Regions from separate parts of the Mus musculus genome. Here region 2 is linked to region 1. Evidence: chromatin loops called from intact Hi-C (ENCODE). Cell type or tissue: gastrocnemius. All regions are shown on one strand.

Region 1 (8,000 bases):
TGATCTACATGCACAGAAAATAAGTAACAAAATATTTTCTGAAGGATAAATACCAGTGAAAAGGGACCCTTAACTCTGTCTTGTGTCCAGCTCCTGGGAATCAACCATATCTCAACAAACCAACTCCTCCCTAAATATTTATTTATGCATCATCTTAGCCATGGCTACATCCCTAGCTGTTATCTGCTAACACACAAGCAAAGTGTTCACACTCACCATAAGCTCTGGATATGTGGGCCGTTCTTTGGAATTTTTCTTCAAGCTTAAAAAGAAAAAAATAAGCACATTAAAAATCTAGAAGACATTTGTATTTCACTGTTAGGATTTTAGAACCAGTGTAAAACTGTAACTATTTTTTTTTTTAATGCACAAAAACCAGGTCTCCTATACTAACTTCTATTGTAAATGTGAACTCTTAGAAACTATGTTTTAAACCATGTTGGGCTTGCTTTAACATGAATAAGTGTGTGTGTGTGTGTGTGTGTGTGTGTGTGTGTGTGTGTGTGTGTGTGTGTTTATTTTCCTTTAATACATTATGGTTGCCATTTAGTCTAATTTTCCTACCTATAATGACCACATCTCAAAACCTATCTGAACTTTCTTTCAAGGTAGCTTTTTATCCCACCTCCTGGAAAAGAAGTCGGCCCACGTTTCTTACAGGACACTAAGTGAGTCTCACTGCCTCCAACTGCAGACTCCTCCCTGTTTGTGGTTCCCTCTCATATAAAACTTGCTTCCCTATGTTCCTCCCCAAACCTGCCTGAGACAGAAGCCACAAACCTATATTTTACTAAGGAGGTGCTTCTTGTTCACTGTCTTGGTGGATAAGAAAGGAAAGCAAATTAGCAATGATTCTTAGAAATATTTTTGTGGTCACGCACTGCTGTCTAGTGGTCATTCTGTTCTCTGAATATTCCAACATTTTATAGCATTTGATACCAGAGGCAGTCCTCATAAAACTACAATGTGAAAGAGACCAACCCATCACCCCTGTCCTCAACCCACCCCTGAGTCTAAAATGGAAACAAGAAGAAAAACGGTTTATTTGATGTTTTAGTTCCAGCCGTGAATGGGGAGAGAGTTGTCTATGAACTCCGAGAACCACAGTGTGACAGCATATTGAGTCCCTGAGATTTGTGCTGATGGGTCCTTTTGAGCGAGTGAGATCCTGAGCATCTGACATGAGCTCTGCTACACCCACAGAAGCGAACCCCCATGAGGGGTGTAAAGTACAAAACCGTGGGAGAGTGACGTCACTGGGAGATGTTGAACTATAGGCTTATAGGCAAAATGAAATTCTCTTTAAAAATTCAAAGGAGGGAAAGCTTTTGAACCAAAACAAACTGAAAAGCAGCCCCACCAGTTTATTCCAGGCAATGCTGTGGGTAGAAGCCAGGGAACCTGTGACAGGCTACAGGCAGAGGTGAGGACAGAAGTGTCAACCTAGAACTGAGGGCAGACCTAGTACCTAATGGCCTCAGGAACCAGACAACCTATGAGAGAAAGTTCATCTCAACTTGGGATAAAAATGAGAGTGCGTTAGAAAGGAGAATCATTAACTGTCAGCGTGGGGCTGATACGAGAATGTGTACCTGGGTGAAATGAATGAGCTCTTAACCCACTGGTGGCCTTGCATATGCCTGTACCCTGAGAGTCCATGTCGGTGGTTCCCAATGGTAGCTACTCTGTACCTCCATCCCACAGGACATTTCTCAACGTCTTTGGTTGTCACAACTAGTTGGCGGTATCTGACAGCGGCAGAGGATGTTGCTAAGCATCCTTCAGTGTGCAAGCCTGTCTTCCACAACAAAAGCAGTCCAGTTGGAAATGCCATTGGTGCAGACACCAAGAGGGCAAGAATACTTGGACTGTGGGTAATTGGCTGGCCCTCTTTAAAACCCACTTGCTCTACCCTTCTCCCAATTGGAATGCAGTCATAAGAACCATCTCCACGAGGCTTACATGACATTTGTTTATATTCCCATCACGACTACCTCATGCCTCCTATCTCTGTCTTCCATCTTCCTAGGAACAAAAGGTTGTCTAAATTCAAGTATCAGTTTATCTGAGAAATAAGTGCAGAAGAAATATCCTCTGGGGACATTGTTACCTCACTTACAAATCCTAGATTTTTTTTTTTTTTACATATACAGAAGCCTCAAATATCCAGCTATTATTCAAAGCAAATCTGAACCCAGAATTCTCCTCCCTTGGTTAAACAATTTAACTTCTTAAGTCAATAAAATAACACAAATAAATACAACACTAAAACTACACATAATATTCAAGGGATTAAATAGGATATCTGAGGGGCCAGCAAGATGGTTCAGCCGGTAACAGGCACTTGCTGCCAAGCCTGGAAATCTGAGTTTGATTCCTGGAGCCCATAGAGTGGGAGAGAACAGACCCCCGTAAGTTACCCCCTGACCTCCATCAGTGCACCACGGTATCAACCAATGACCTCCATGGCAGCACTGATGTTTGGCCCCTGTTTACTGTATAATAGAAGGATTCTTTCTTCCTGGCTGGCTAAAAGCTCTAAAGATTCATTGTGGCATCGCAGAGAGAATCCCAGACCTTGTGCAGATTAGGCAAGCACTCTATGACCAAGCTACATCTTCGGTCCCTGCCTCGGCTTTCAAGTTTTAAGTAAAAGCAACCATGAGACAGGACATTTTTCTCCCCAGAACGTTTGCAAAATTTGCAAAATTTCCTCTCTGCTTTGATCCATCTTTAAAAAAATTTTTTTTCAGGAAAAATCACTTTAGTTGATCAAGCACAAAGTATTTAAGATCTGTCAGACCTCAGAGGCTGTGTTCAACTGCCCAGTAAGCTACCCCTTGACTTACAGCCCCTAATCAGAGGGAAAGTTTGCCCCCGACTATAGAATTCTAACAAAAGGGTCTTTCACAGCGGCCAGCCATGGTAATGATGCCTGTAATTCCAGCACTCAGGAGGCTGAAGCAGGAGGGTTACAGAATCAAAGCCAGCCTGGGCTACAGAGAGACTTTTAGGACAGCCTAGTATATATATAGTTAAACCTTATTGAAAAAGAAAGGAATAACAGAGGGGGGCAAGAGGTTAGAGAAGAGGGAGGTAGAGAAGGAGGGAGGGAAGTGGAGAGGGAGAAGGTGAGGGGGGAGGAAGGGAGAAAGGAAAGAAAGCAAGCAAAGGAAGACTATTTGTTAAATTAGTATAATGGATATAGCCTATTCCCTCCATATCTTAAATCAAAAACACTTCAAAAGAAGCACTAAGAATAGTAAAATACCCAAGATAAAGTTGGGGTGGAAGCAAATTTTCCATGTTTAGTAGAAAATGTTTGAAACTCAATATAAAATAACAACCTCGGAGTTCAAAGGTACACCACTTTCCTCTTGGATGGGATCTGGCTTTTGGATGTTCAAGTGGCTTGTCATTTTCAAGTGTGCAATTAGCTAACTTCTCTAATTCCTCTTCCAAATGCCACAACACAGGCTCCTGACCATGGCTGGCACGACAAACCCAATCCACGCTGCCTTGAGAATTGCCAGCTTGCAGTTCATGCTGACCAGGAGCTCTCTGCCTATTTGAGCTCCCCCACCCCCATGTCCACCCCCACCCCCCCGATCATTTCCAAGAAGGGCTATTTGGTGCAGTCCACAGAATAAAAACACAGTGCGCCTCCGAAGCCATACATTTGTCAAAAGATAAATAAATACCTACTGCCTCTTTTACTTTCCTGTTCTGAACAAACAGACAATGCTTAATCGACTGTTTGATTTTTAGCTACTCTGAGTCAGACAGTATTGACATCTGGACGGGCCTCCAACACACTTGGGTACGGCACCAGGCTAGCCGGCTGGGCACTGAGACTCCAAAGTAGGCCTGGAGGAAATGCAAACATAAGTCTAACTATTCTAGCAGCAGGCAATGTATTCTAGTGGCTTGCCTGTGTCAACACATGTGAAAAGGTTAGAGAGAAAACTACTGGGCCAGAGAGCAGGCTCGGGACATAAAGTGCTCACCCCATAAGCATGAAGACCCAAGGTTGACCCCCAAAACCCACATAAAAAGCCAAGAGCAGCAACACACACTTCTAATCTTAGCTCTGGGGAGGTATGGATAGGAAAATCCTTGGGCTTCATGACTGGGCAGCCTAATTGAATAAAAGACCCTGCCTCAAATCATGAGGTGGTCATACTCAAGAAAGGACGCCTGAGGTCGGCCTTGGCTCCCCTCACAGGCACACACACCATCTATATACCACAAGAGCATACACAGCATATGTGTATGAACACCTATATATACTCAAACACATGTACAATATATATACATTATACAATATGTATACATTATTTATATATACATATGTATATATAGTGTGTATTCCATATAGATATGTGTGTGTTTATGATCTATCTGCTAAGATCTTATTTTTAAAAAGGAAATCATATTAAGCCTTCTACAAGACTAGACTATAAGAACTTTCTATTACAAACATGAAAAAACAAGGCCTTTTGGTCATGTGGTGGTTTGAGAGATGTACGTACACACACACACACACACACACACACACACACACACACACACACACCATAGTCTCACACGTTTCAATAGTTGGGCTGTACTCGGTGGCACTGTTTGGGATGGTTTTGAAGGTGTGTCCTTGCTGGAGGAAGTATACCACAGGGGATGGCTTCAAGAACTTAGGGTCTCACCCTACTCCCGGCTCACTCTCTCTCGGCTTCCTGCTTGAGATTCGAGACATGCGCCCTTGGCTTTTTTTGCTCCAGCTACCAAGTCTGCTGCCTGCTGCTTGCTCTGCCTCCCCGATGATAGACTTATCCCTCCAAACCCATGAACTCTTTCTTCCATGTTTCCTTGAGTTTGGTCTTTTATGTAACATGTAACTAATACAGGTCAGTACGGCCCACCTTGGAAGTTCCTTAAAATCTCAATGATAAAAACATGTACTGGGGAAAAGAAGCAGCCTTCGGCTGTGCTTTTTTTAAAATAAATACATAAAGGAGGTATTTTTAAATTACTGTTTCTTTGTTTTTGCTCTGAAATACTTCAAGATATGGACATAGGCAAAAGACTCCAAAACCACAGAAAATAATCCCAAGAGCTGATGAGTGGGATTACATGAAATTTAAAAGTTTCCATGCAACAAAGTAAATCATTATCAGAGTGAAAAGGACAGCCAACAGGAGAAAAATCGTTGCCATCTATACACTGGACAAGGATTCGCTTCCTCTACTACATAATGGTACATTTTAAATGCCCAGATAAATAAATCTTCCAACCGATAAACAGGCTAAGGGACCAAATAGGTAACTCTCAAAAGAAGAAACGGGAATGGCCAATAAACACTCAGGTCTCAGCCTGCTTAGCTATCCCAGAATGCCAGAGTAGCAGTACTTTGAGATTCCATCTCATCTCAGCTTGGTGCCTCTCGCCTCTAAAAGGGACAGAAAGAATGCACAAGCCAGAGGTCAAGGAGAGAGTCGTGAGGTACTGGGTTCTGCCAGAGGTCAGGGAGAGAGTTGTGAGGTACTGGGTTCTGCAAGTGGCACGGCTTTTGCACACACCCACTTATAGCAGCAAGAAGACCTGAGGAACAAGACATTCCAGTGTGGCTGTGGAAGGGGTCCCTGGGAGACCCCACCGCTCGTGGGGGGACCTGTGTAGTTAGTGGCTGCAAAGGGAGGGGGGTCACTCTTGTTTGAAGACCAATGGCACTAACTGGACTTAGGGGTTGTTCAGGAGGGGAGAGGGCGCATTTTTATGAAAGATGCCCAACAACACTGTCCTAGAGCCCAGTACTCCAGTTCTCTCTGGTCTTTCGGCCAAAATTAAAACTCAGAATAAGCCACCAGGGTAGCCTTGTAAAACACTAAGGGAAAGCACCAGGATGGGGATGCGGATGCAGATGGGTGAGCACCAAGTACCGGTCCAAGAGCCTTAAGCAACCAAGCATTGCCCAGTGTCATCACGGTCCCCAGTAAAAACTGTATTTGGAACACCACGTCCAAAGGAGCAAGGAGACCAAAGGTGTGTTGCTTCGGTATCCTCTGTACCTCGGGGCCCTTCCCAGGTCTAGGTCAATTCACGCAGCGAGTCTGAGCAGGAATGACTCCCTCCACGAGACACAGCTGGAATCAGAGCCAGCTCTGACCCACCCACTCGCTCGAAGTTTCCATCTGCTTTCACAGGATAGCTGTCTAAACTAACTGGGTTCCACTCGGGCTGCCCTCTTGACATCCTCCTCCCAGCTGCATCCGCGGCTGCCACTACTGTCACGTGACGACGCTAAGCATCGTGGCCGCGGTGCAGACAGAAATCATGTGAGTACCTGGAAGATATTGTGTCCTCTTTTATCCTCTCTGACTATACTAGTCATTTCCTTCTCTCTCCGTGCTCCAGCCCTCTTTGGATTAGCCTCCAAACCCCCGGCAGTACCTATTATGCCTACCGGGACAAGTCCATCCACAGATAACATGGGTTCTGCAGAAGGCAAAGTTCTGCAGGACTTGGAAGCATCCGGGAAACATTCTTGAATGTCCAACAATCTTCTTAGTCCCAGAGACTCTTGACATCTATCCCCCACCCCTAGCTTTCCAGTAGGCCTTGCTAAACTTTGGCTCTATGCTGTAGTCAATATCCAACTCCTTACAGCTGTTACTGGAATAAAATACCATAATAGAACATGACTTAAAAGAGAAATGATTTATCTCGGCTCACAATTCTAGGCTACAGTCCAGCGCTGCAGGAAGTCGTGGCAGCGGGAACGTAAACCTTATTCATTCGGGTCTAGAGCAGAGAGAAACGAACGCATGCGTGCTTCGAGTACATAACTCCATTTCTCCCTCATACAGTCCGGGAGCCAAACCCTGGCAATGGCACCATTTCCTCTTAGGCTAGATCCTTGCACATCAGTTAACATAATCAAAGCAATCCCCCACAGACTGTCCACAGGCCAACCTGTTCTAAACAACAGAGACTCCAGATTGTACGAGGGTGGAAGTTAAACTAACTGACCATCACGAGGTCCTAGAGAGAGGGGTCTTTCTTGCTTTAGTGACGCAATCCTTCCAATGGGAAGACCTCTCCTTCCTGACTCACCTTAGCTAGGGAAATGCCTCGCATGGCCTCTGCTCAGGATTTATTTCCTCCGAAACAAAAATAACCCCATCTGACTTTGCATCCTCCAAATACTTATGTATCTCACTCTATCCGGTCTTGCCAATCATAGTACTTTCAAGTAAATATTGACTTGAGTGCGCTTCCGTACTAGCCTTGGAACTAGGAGTAGAGGCCAGGGCTATGTTCTGCAGCCCAGAGGACATGCTCCGTGGATGCTTCTGGAATGAGCGTATGTGATGGATCAGACCCCACCGGGGAGAGTCATGAGAGCGGCTCGTCGTCTTTGGCATAGATCTGTGAGTGCAGGGTTCTCTTACCACTGTGAGGTAAAGTCAACAAAGTCCGCGGAGAACTTGTCTGCTGGGAGCTGAGGAGAGGGCTCTTCGACCACCTGCTTTAGCTGCTGGAAGGGCGTTCCCCAAGAATCATAAGGAAACCGAAGGATGGCCAGCTCGATCTAAACAGAGGGAAGGGAGGGGTGGCAACATTTTAAGAAATGCTCATTAGGAAGCAGCTGTGTTTCCTTTTAGAAAGACCAGAGGTGACGCTCAAATATAATTAGGGAAGAAAGCCAAGCTAATGACCCATTCTCGCAAAATCTTAGTGCCTCCTGCTTTTTAAAATATTGTCTTGCCAGTGGCAGATATTTAAACCTATCTAAATAAATGAGCTCCTTGATAACACCCGGGCCTATTTCATAAAAACTTATCAGCCAAGAGCATTAAAGTTCAACACAGGAAACAACCAGTTTTTCAAATATGTGGCCAGACTAGGAAAGCGTAAAGACTTTGGCAGCACTGTGCCTCTGCTGCCACCTACAGGTCTCTTGGTGAAATGGAAAATTAAAAAAAAAAAAAAAAAGTTACCCAGGA
Region 2 (8,000 bases), 540 kb before region 1:
TGGTTGTAATAAATGACCTAATAAAGGTAGAGTTAGAATCTCTGGCAGAGGTAGAAATTCTTGCTCATTTGGCTACTAAAGTCATGGGGAAAAAGTCTTTACTCCAATGGTAGTCTAACCCCTTATATCTAGATCCTTGCAATTAATGCTTCAATCACAGATAAAATCATTTCTTGATCACTGAAGTCTTAACACCCGTGTTACTTACAAAATATGAAACAGGAGCACATAGAATGTTAGATACTTTATTCATAGGATAAGTTTTTAGTAAGCTTCAAAAAACAAATAAAGGTGAAGGAAAATCCTGATCCCCAATGCTGGGGCTGTTACTTCAGGGATAGGAAGTAAGAGCCTTTTGTGTATAAAGCCCTGGTCTCAATCATTAGCAATGATAAATAAATAAATAAATAAATAAATAAATAAATAAATAAATAAATAGAGAGGGAATAGGGATGATGCTAAACCTCCCCCAAAATTGAAATTAGCAGTAACATTAAGAAATTAAGACTTATTTGTTATTTATCTATTAGTTTATTTACGACGTATGAACAGACAATAACGTGAGAAGAGTTAATGGGCAATGAGCAGAGCATGCCTTCTCTGTGCTGTTAGATAGGACATGGGTACAACATCCCCAATCTTCATCCCACAGTGACCCACACACATGAGGGCTGATTAGGTCCCAGACTCAAGGGTCTTGATCCTTTTCTTTTTCCTGTTTACCAGAGGTTGAAGTGCAGAAAAGCCATGTCCAGCTCTTTACATTTCTGTACCACATGTTGGTCAGCCAACAAGGTGGTTTATGGGTAGAATTTGTGTTCTTCAACCTCCATCCCAACAGTTATTTGGTGACCAATTTTCAATTCTCCTATCTCAAACTCAGAGCTCTGGGATTACAGGTATGACCTTTCAACCCAGTTCCAGTCTTGTTGCTTTTCCCTTAATCCACTCAAGTTCCAAATCTCTAGGATGAGTTTGAGTATGTAAATTTTGCCTGCCCCCTTACATTTCTGATGATTCTCTTCATTATCCTATGATTATCATACTCCTCGCTGAACTTAAAAAAAAAAAGAAAAGAAAAGAAAAAAGGAAGAAAGAAAGAAAGAAAGAAAGAAAGAAAGAAAGAAAGAAAGAAAGGAAGGAAGGAAGGAAGGAAGGAAGGAAGGAAGGAAGGAAGGAAGGAAGGAAGGAAGGAAGGAAGGAAGGAAGGAATCCAGCTGTTGATGTTGTTTCCTTGTGGTATCTGCAGCTAAGGTGGTATGCCACTGTCTACTACTTATGAACCAGGTCATTAGTATTCTTCCTCCTGTGTTCAAAGGGTTGTTGTTTGTTTCTCTTTCACTTTTTCTCCTACTTGAACTATTCTCCCCCAGCAGGTCACCGTTCCCATTTGTTCATAAATACAATACACTACCTCCCAACTGACAAGAGAAAGGAATTTAGAAATAAAAAGATGTAAGTGATCATCTATCTCTCAAGCATTGGTATTTGGGGGAGGAGGGACTTTTATTTTGATACCTGTATTTTTCAAAAGTTGTCTCCACATTCTCACCTCTCTGTCAGTACAGCTCTTCAGTCAGACACCTCAGGCATTTTTATTTCAAAGACAGTGTAGTTGTATCATATCAAGCCACTCCTCTCTATGTCGTATTGTATTCTTTATCTGGGTTTTAAGCAACTCTTCTTCTCTTGTGCCTCCTCATTGTTCTTTAATACATCACTTTTTGTCTGAATCACACAGCACTCAAGGGTCTTGGCTTATACATTTCTGATTCCCTTTTGCTATTAGATTCTTAGATCTAAACCAGACTTACATTGTTAGGCAAGTACTCATGCAAATACCTTTTAAATTTGTAACTTCGGGTCTTGCACTCTCCCACAATACCAAGTTCACACATCTTCTTTCTACTTTTACCTCCCATTTGGTATTAGCTACATATTAAAACACATCCCATTCAAAACACATTTCCCCCGGTTCTAGAGTCTTGAATTCTGCATCAGGCACTTGTTCTTGTTTGGAATTCTCAGGTCTCTGCACATTTAACTCTCTCATGTCTGGGTGTTTGAGCCCATTGTACCACAAATGGGTAAATTCCTTTAAACAAATAACTCTGACATAAATATGTATATTGTTTCTGTCTTTCTTACTTCAGGTTGCAAAAGGGCAAGACTTGTTTCTATTCAGTTCATTATTGCTTTACAATGTCTGTGAATGACTCAACATACTGTTTTCATACTTAATATATAATGAATACATAAAAATGGTATTATTTTTTAAAATTGCATACCCGTACCAGTTAAAGGAATTTCACTTTTCTTATCAGCTATGTTAAGTCCAACTTGTAACTCAAAGGTAAGAAAATGATGAAGTGTGAAGGTGAAGAGATGAAGGAAGGAACTAAGAATGGGAAGAAGGAAGGGGGAGGGGGAGAGGGAAGAGGAGGAGAGGGAGGACAGGTGATGGAGAGGAGAAGAGGGGGAGAAATAATTGTGCTGCAGAAAGATAATTTGTATTCATTGCCATGAATTCTGAGTAAGAATTTAGAAGTGGAAGGCCTGAATTCTTTAATTAGTTTTGCCACTTAATAACCTATAACTACAGGCAGGGCCTCCTTCTTCAGTATGTTATGTGGATAATGATAAGGCAACTGGTTGAAAGTTTAAATGGAAAGTTTTAATTCGAGATTCTCTTTTAAAATTCTTGAGATACAGCTCTAGTTTATTGTTATATTAGATCTATAAACAAGGCTGTTAGAGTGTCTTAAGATACTAAATGGTTGCGATTTTAAAACTCCTCACTTTTTTCATATAACAAAAACAAAATAGGCTTTATATATTAGGCAATTTCCCCAGTTTTTAAAAGTATGTTTTAATTTATTTTTTTAAATTTTATTTTCAGTTTTTTTGTATATTTTTATTTTTTAATTTACATTTTAGGTAAACTTATTTACATTTTAAGTAAACTATAATTACATCAGTTGCAATGCTTTTATATTTGATGCATCACTTTAATTGTCATAATCTTGTATGGAGTTGCTTTAATCCCCATTTAACAGAACAGAAAGGCTTTAAACATTTGCATTCATTTGCCTGAGGCCACATGGGGGATCCAAAGAGTTTGGATTCACATCAAGATCACTGACTATTATAGGTTTTAGTGTAAACTAGATGGTAAAAACAAAAAGAGAGCAACTGAGAAATGAAAATACAGAGGGAGTCTAAGGCATGCATGAACCAAATAGAGAGGGCTCACGATTCAGTTACATCTATCTGTAGCGGTGATTAAAAAATAAAAACACTTTAACAAATGCAACTTACGGGAGAAAGGGGTTATTCCAGCTCATAGTTAAAGGTACAGTCAACTGTAGTAAGAGGCTGAAGGTATCCAGGTCTTCCATTAGCCGGTCACATGAATCCCAGAGTCCGGAAACAGAGAGAAGGGAATATATTCTAATGCTAAGTCCTCCTTCTCCATTTATACTCTTTACAGTTCTAGTCAGGGAGTGGTCACCACCCGCTGTGGATGGATCACCTCCTCACTTAACACAACAAAGATGATAAACAGGCAGACACAAACTCACTCAGTGGTGATTCTAGTTTCTATCAAGTTGATAGTTAACATTGTCTCAAGAGGGAATGAACAGGATAGACATAATGTCAAAGAAACAGAGATAGAGACCAAAGATGGGTGGACGAACAGATGGATGGAGGTACAGACAGATAGACAGACAGATGGATGGACATGCGGGTGGATACTTAAAGTCAATGTTAACACGATAATATACCTGGGATGTTCTCTCTATATACCTCTATCTCTTTCTCCATTCTGTATCTCCCACACACTTCTCTCTTCTCTCTTTCCTCCATAAAGTGAGAGAGTTGTTGGACTTTACTGTTATCTAATACTTTGATCCTTGTCTGTATATGCCAAAGCAAACAGGCTTTGATGCAGTAAGACCATAACTATTTCATTTCTCAATTTGAAAATATAATATTTACTCCCTAGCAAGCAGGACTCTGTAGGCAAATGGACCGTCCTATCTTTCTCCACTCTTCAGCTCTGGATGCTGACAAAGTTGGAATTTAGAAGACAAGACGGAACAAAAATATTCTGTAAGCAAGTACTACAGATCTGTGAAGTACATACAATTTACTGGAGTGGAATGAGCATGCCTACAAAGCAAATCCTACTCAGTAATGAGAATTGTGATTTGTAAGCTATTTCCCCTCTGTGTGTGTGCATGATCATTCTGTAATTTACTGGTGATTACTACATACGTTCTGACTACTTTTCTTGTAATAAATAGAACTATTAATTATTAGATTCTCGATGGACACTATCCAGACATCCTTGACTATATATGTAGACCCAGAAAAACAGCCTGTGTGAACTCCAGTTTCTTCTTCTAATGTAATCTAGGTTGAGGAAGCCAAGGGAAGAGAGAGAACATGTAATCCATACTTAGACAGGGCCACACTTGCCTTCAGTGCGTACTACTTTCTGCCTTGAATGGTCACACTTTGATTATAGCTATTACTGCTAAAATGCACTCCAAATTGGAGAGGAGGGGAAAAAAACCAAGAAACCGAAAACCATACCAGATTTACTTCATGGGAAAACTTGTGTTGTCTTGTAACCACAAGGTGGCGCAATAGGGACCAAGAATGCTCAACCCCTAATAGAAAAGCAATTACTAGAGACATTTTCATAATAATTATTAATACTATTATTATCCCAGCATGGGAGGGGAACGATTAATTAAGCCCCACCCATAGCTGGGGAGCTACTGGCAAGTGGTGGCTTCTAGAAGAGGGAGAATCAGTTTGCTTCAGGGATGAGGACCGTGAGAGACTACCCAAGGCCCTGCAAAGGGTCCTACATCCATGTAAATGCAGTCAGTACTAAGTGGATGTAGTGGCTTTTAAAAGTAGCACGTGAAGTTGTCAAGGAACGATGGAGAGTTCTGGAAAAGAAGCTAGAGATCCAGGGCTGAGGGGTGGGTTTGGTCGAAGCATGTTACATGGATACATGAAACTCTCAAGCAGTAAAAATGAAATTTGAGAATAGCATAAACAGAAGTTTGTACGGTGGATGACCTCTCTTGGTTCATGTCACATATATAAGTTGTCCTTATCACAGCACTCATGCTGTTTCTTAGAATTTCCTCTCATTGTGGTGGATAAGCGGTATTCCCATCTTTTCCACATTCAGACTTTGTGGTCTTTATATAAACTACTCAAGGAACATAGATGTACTATCATAGAAAAGGATGGGAAAATAGATCAGAAAAACAAGATCAGCAATGATCACATTAACTACACTGTCAAGTTCTTACTGTGTACATTACATGATCAGATCATGGTAGGTTACTCATTAAAGGAAGACTCCCAACTGTACAGAGAGGAACTGGACACTGGAAATGTCCAGGTAAATTCACATTGAGCCAGAATTCTGAGAAGAGAGATCATAGGCTACATACTCCCTCTATTGGCATTGTCCTACCGATGTCCTAGAAAGTAGTTGGCTAATCAGAATTAGGAATTTATCTCTACAGGTATAGAAGTCCAAGATCAAGCCAGAGTGTATCTGACCCATGAAGAATGCTTCTCTCTGAACCCCACACAGTGGGAGGAGCAAGGAGTCCCTGGTCTGTTCTACAAGAGCACTGTCATCTCTTGTGAAGTCTCTTGACTTCACTTTGGACCAAGGACTCATCTCTCACTGCTATCAACTTGGGCATTGAGATCTCCTACATAGGACTATTAGGGGCACATAGACACATACACCAGAGGAATATACTAGCAACAGTCAGCATAAAGAGTGAGGGAAGGCAAGCAACAAACAAAGTGGGCAAGATGAGAAGTAGAGTGAGGAAGAACCATGACAACTGATGGCCATAAGGAACCCAGAAATATTCAAAGGAATATCTGTATTATAAGTATTCCAAAAGAGTTGAGCAGAGAAATTGGACCATTTTCCCTCAGATTCATAATTCATCATTGATAGGACTGAGACATGAATCTATTTCACTTGGAATCAGAGCCATCAACATCCATTTAGACACATGGCTTCAAACGTTAACCACTGCATCAAGAAGAAATCATGAACATTTAACAATTGTGACAAATATTACCTAACATTTTTATCATTTCGTCATTTGAGAATTTCATTCACATATATTATGTGTTTTGATCACTTTGCCTTTTTTGTCTCCCCTGTGCCCTGAGATGGCTTTCCCCTCACATCTCCATGTGCTGTCTCTCTTTTTGTTTTAGTCCACTGAATCCACTTAGTGTTGGCTGTATGTGCACAGTCATAGAACCATCTACTGGAGCATAGATACCCTTTAAGAGACTGAATCCTTGAAGGAAACTTCTTCTTTCCCTCCCAAAAGCAATCAACTGCTAAAGACATCTCTGCTAGGGCTGGAAATTTGTGGGTTCTTTCTCCACCCAAACATTACTGTTCAGTACCTGTCTTTGTCAGGGTTTCTATTCCTGCACAAACATCATGACCAAGAAGTAAGTTGGGGAGGAAAGGGTTTATTCAGCTTACACTTCCACACTGCTGTTATAACCAAAGAAAGTCAGGACTGGAACTCAAGCAGGTTAGGAAGCAGGAGCTGATGCAGAGGACATGGAGGGATGTTACTTACTGGCTTGCTTCCACTGGCTTGCTTCCCCTGGCTTGCTCAGCCTGCTCTCTTATAGAACCCAAGACTACCAGCCCAGAGATAGTCCCACCCACAAAGGGACCTCCCCCCTTGATCACTAATTGAGAAAATACCTTATGGCTGGATCTCATGGAGCCATTTCCTCAACTGAAGCTCCTTTCTCTGTGATAATTCCAGCTTGTGTCAAGTTGACACAAAACTTGCCAGTACAATTGACCCATTGTCAACTTGACACACAAACACATTACTAGTAAGCCTCAACCCTTAGTTTCTTATTCATCCCCAAGATATAAACAACTTTAAAAGTCCCACAGTCTTTACATATTAAAAGTTCAATCATTTTAAAATATCCAGTATCTTTTAAAATCCAAAGTCTTTTTACAATCAAAAGTCTCTTAACTGTGGGATCCACTAAAATATTTTCTTCCTTCAAGAGGGAAAAATATCAGCCGGGTGTGGTGGCGCACGCCTTTAATCCCAGCACTCAGGAGGCAGAGGCAGGCAGATTTCTGAGTTCAAGACCAGCCTGGTCTACAAAGTGAGTTCCAGGACAGCCAGGGCTATACAGAGAAACCCTGTCTTGAAAAACCAAAAAAGGTGGGGGGGTTGATATCAAAAGCAAAAATTAAACTCCAACTGTCCAATGTCTGGGATCCAACTCACAATCTTCTGGGTTCCTACAAGGGCTTGGATCACTTCTCCAGCCCTGTCCTTCATAGCACACAGCTTTTCCTCTAGGCTCCAGATATCTGTACTCCATTGCTGCTGCTCTTGGTGGTCATTCATGGTCCTGGAATCTCCAAAACACTGCATGACCCCTTCAGTCCTGGTCCATCAATTGAAACTGAGGCTGCACTTTCACCAATGGCCTTCCATGGCCTCTCACAGTGCCGAGCCTCAGCTGCTCTTCATGACCCCTTCATGCCTTCAAAACCAGTACCACCTGGGTGACTCTTATACATTACTAAGTCCTGCTGCAGCACAAGGTACAACTTTGGCCATCTCTGGAACACAGCCTCTTTGTGATTTTGGGAAAACACTTCCCAGAAAATGTCACCTCAAAGATTCTGGTCTTTTCTTAATCACAGCTAAATTTTTTCCTCTAGCTAACCAGCATCAATAGTCCCAGTAATGCAAAGTTTTTGCTTTAGTAGTTCTGGTATCTTGTTAATAACAGCTGATTCTTCAGCCCAAGCTAACCACAACCACAGAATCTTCACAATCAAAATAGCAATGGCCCCGATAAGAGTTTTTAATCTTCCCTCTGAAATTTCACAAGCCAGGCCTCCATCTTCTGCACTGTTCTCAGCATTATCTTCCAAGCTT

The links. Peaks named below come from ENCODE experiments on the same cell type or tissue, not always from the same donor. Only the 100,000 strongest peaks of a DNase experiment are listed, where the experiment ranks them.
Region 2: a loop joins it to region 1, with 4 times the contacts of the local background. A loop is called at or near these places in 5 of 42 quality-filtered maps.

What each region holds. Positions count from the first base shown.
Region 1 is chr11:110,498,968-110,506,967 of GRCm38, reverse strand. It overlaps Map2k6 (mitogen-activated protein kinase kinase 6), which reads right to left. Exons shown (of 12, transcript NM_011943.3): 10 at 7,446-7,585; 11 at 217-262. Among named protein-coding and RNA genes, the nearest start is that of Gm39446, 26 kb to the right of the region's middle. In gastrocnemius, no CTCF peak of the experiment used is centred here; no DNase peak of the experiment used is centred here; H3K4me3 peaks cover 355 bases; H3K27ac peaks cover 1,592 bases.
Region 2 is chr11:111,039,037-111,047,036 of GRCm38, reverse strand. No RefSeq gene overlaps it. Among named protein-coding and RNA genes, the nearest start is that of Kcnj2, 23 kb to the left of the region's middle. In gastrocnemius, a CTCF peak has its summit at 4,645 (motif pointing right); a DNase peak (open chromatin) is centred at 4,650.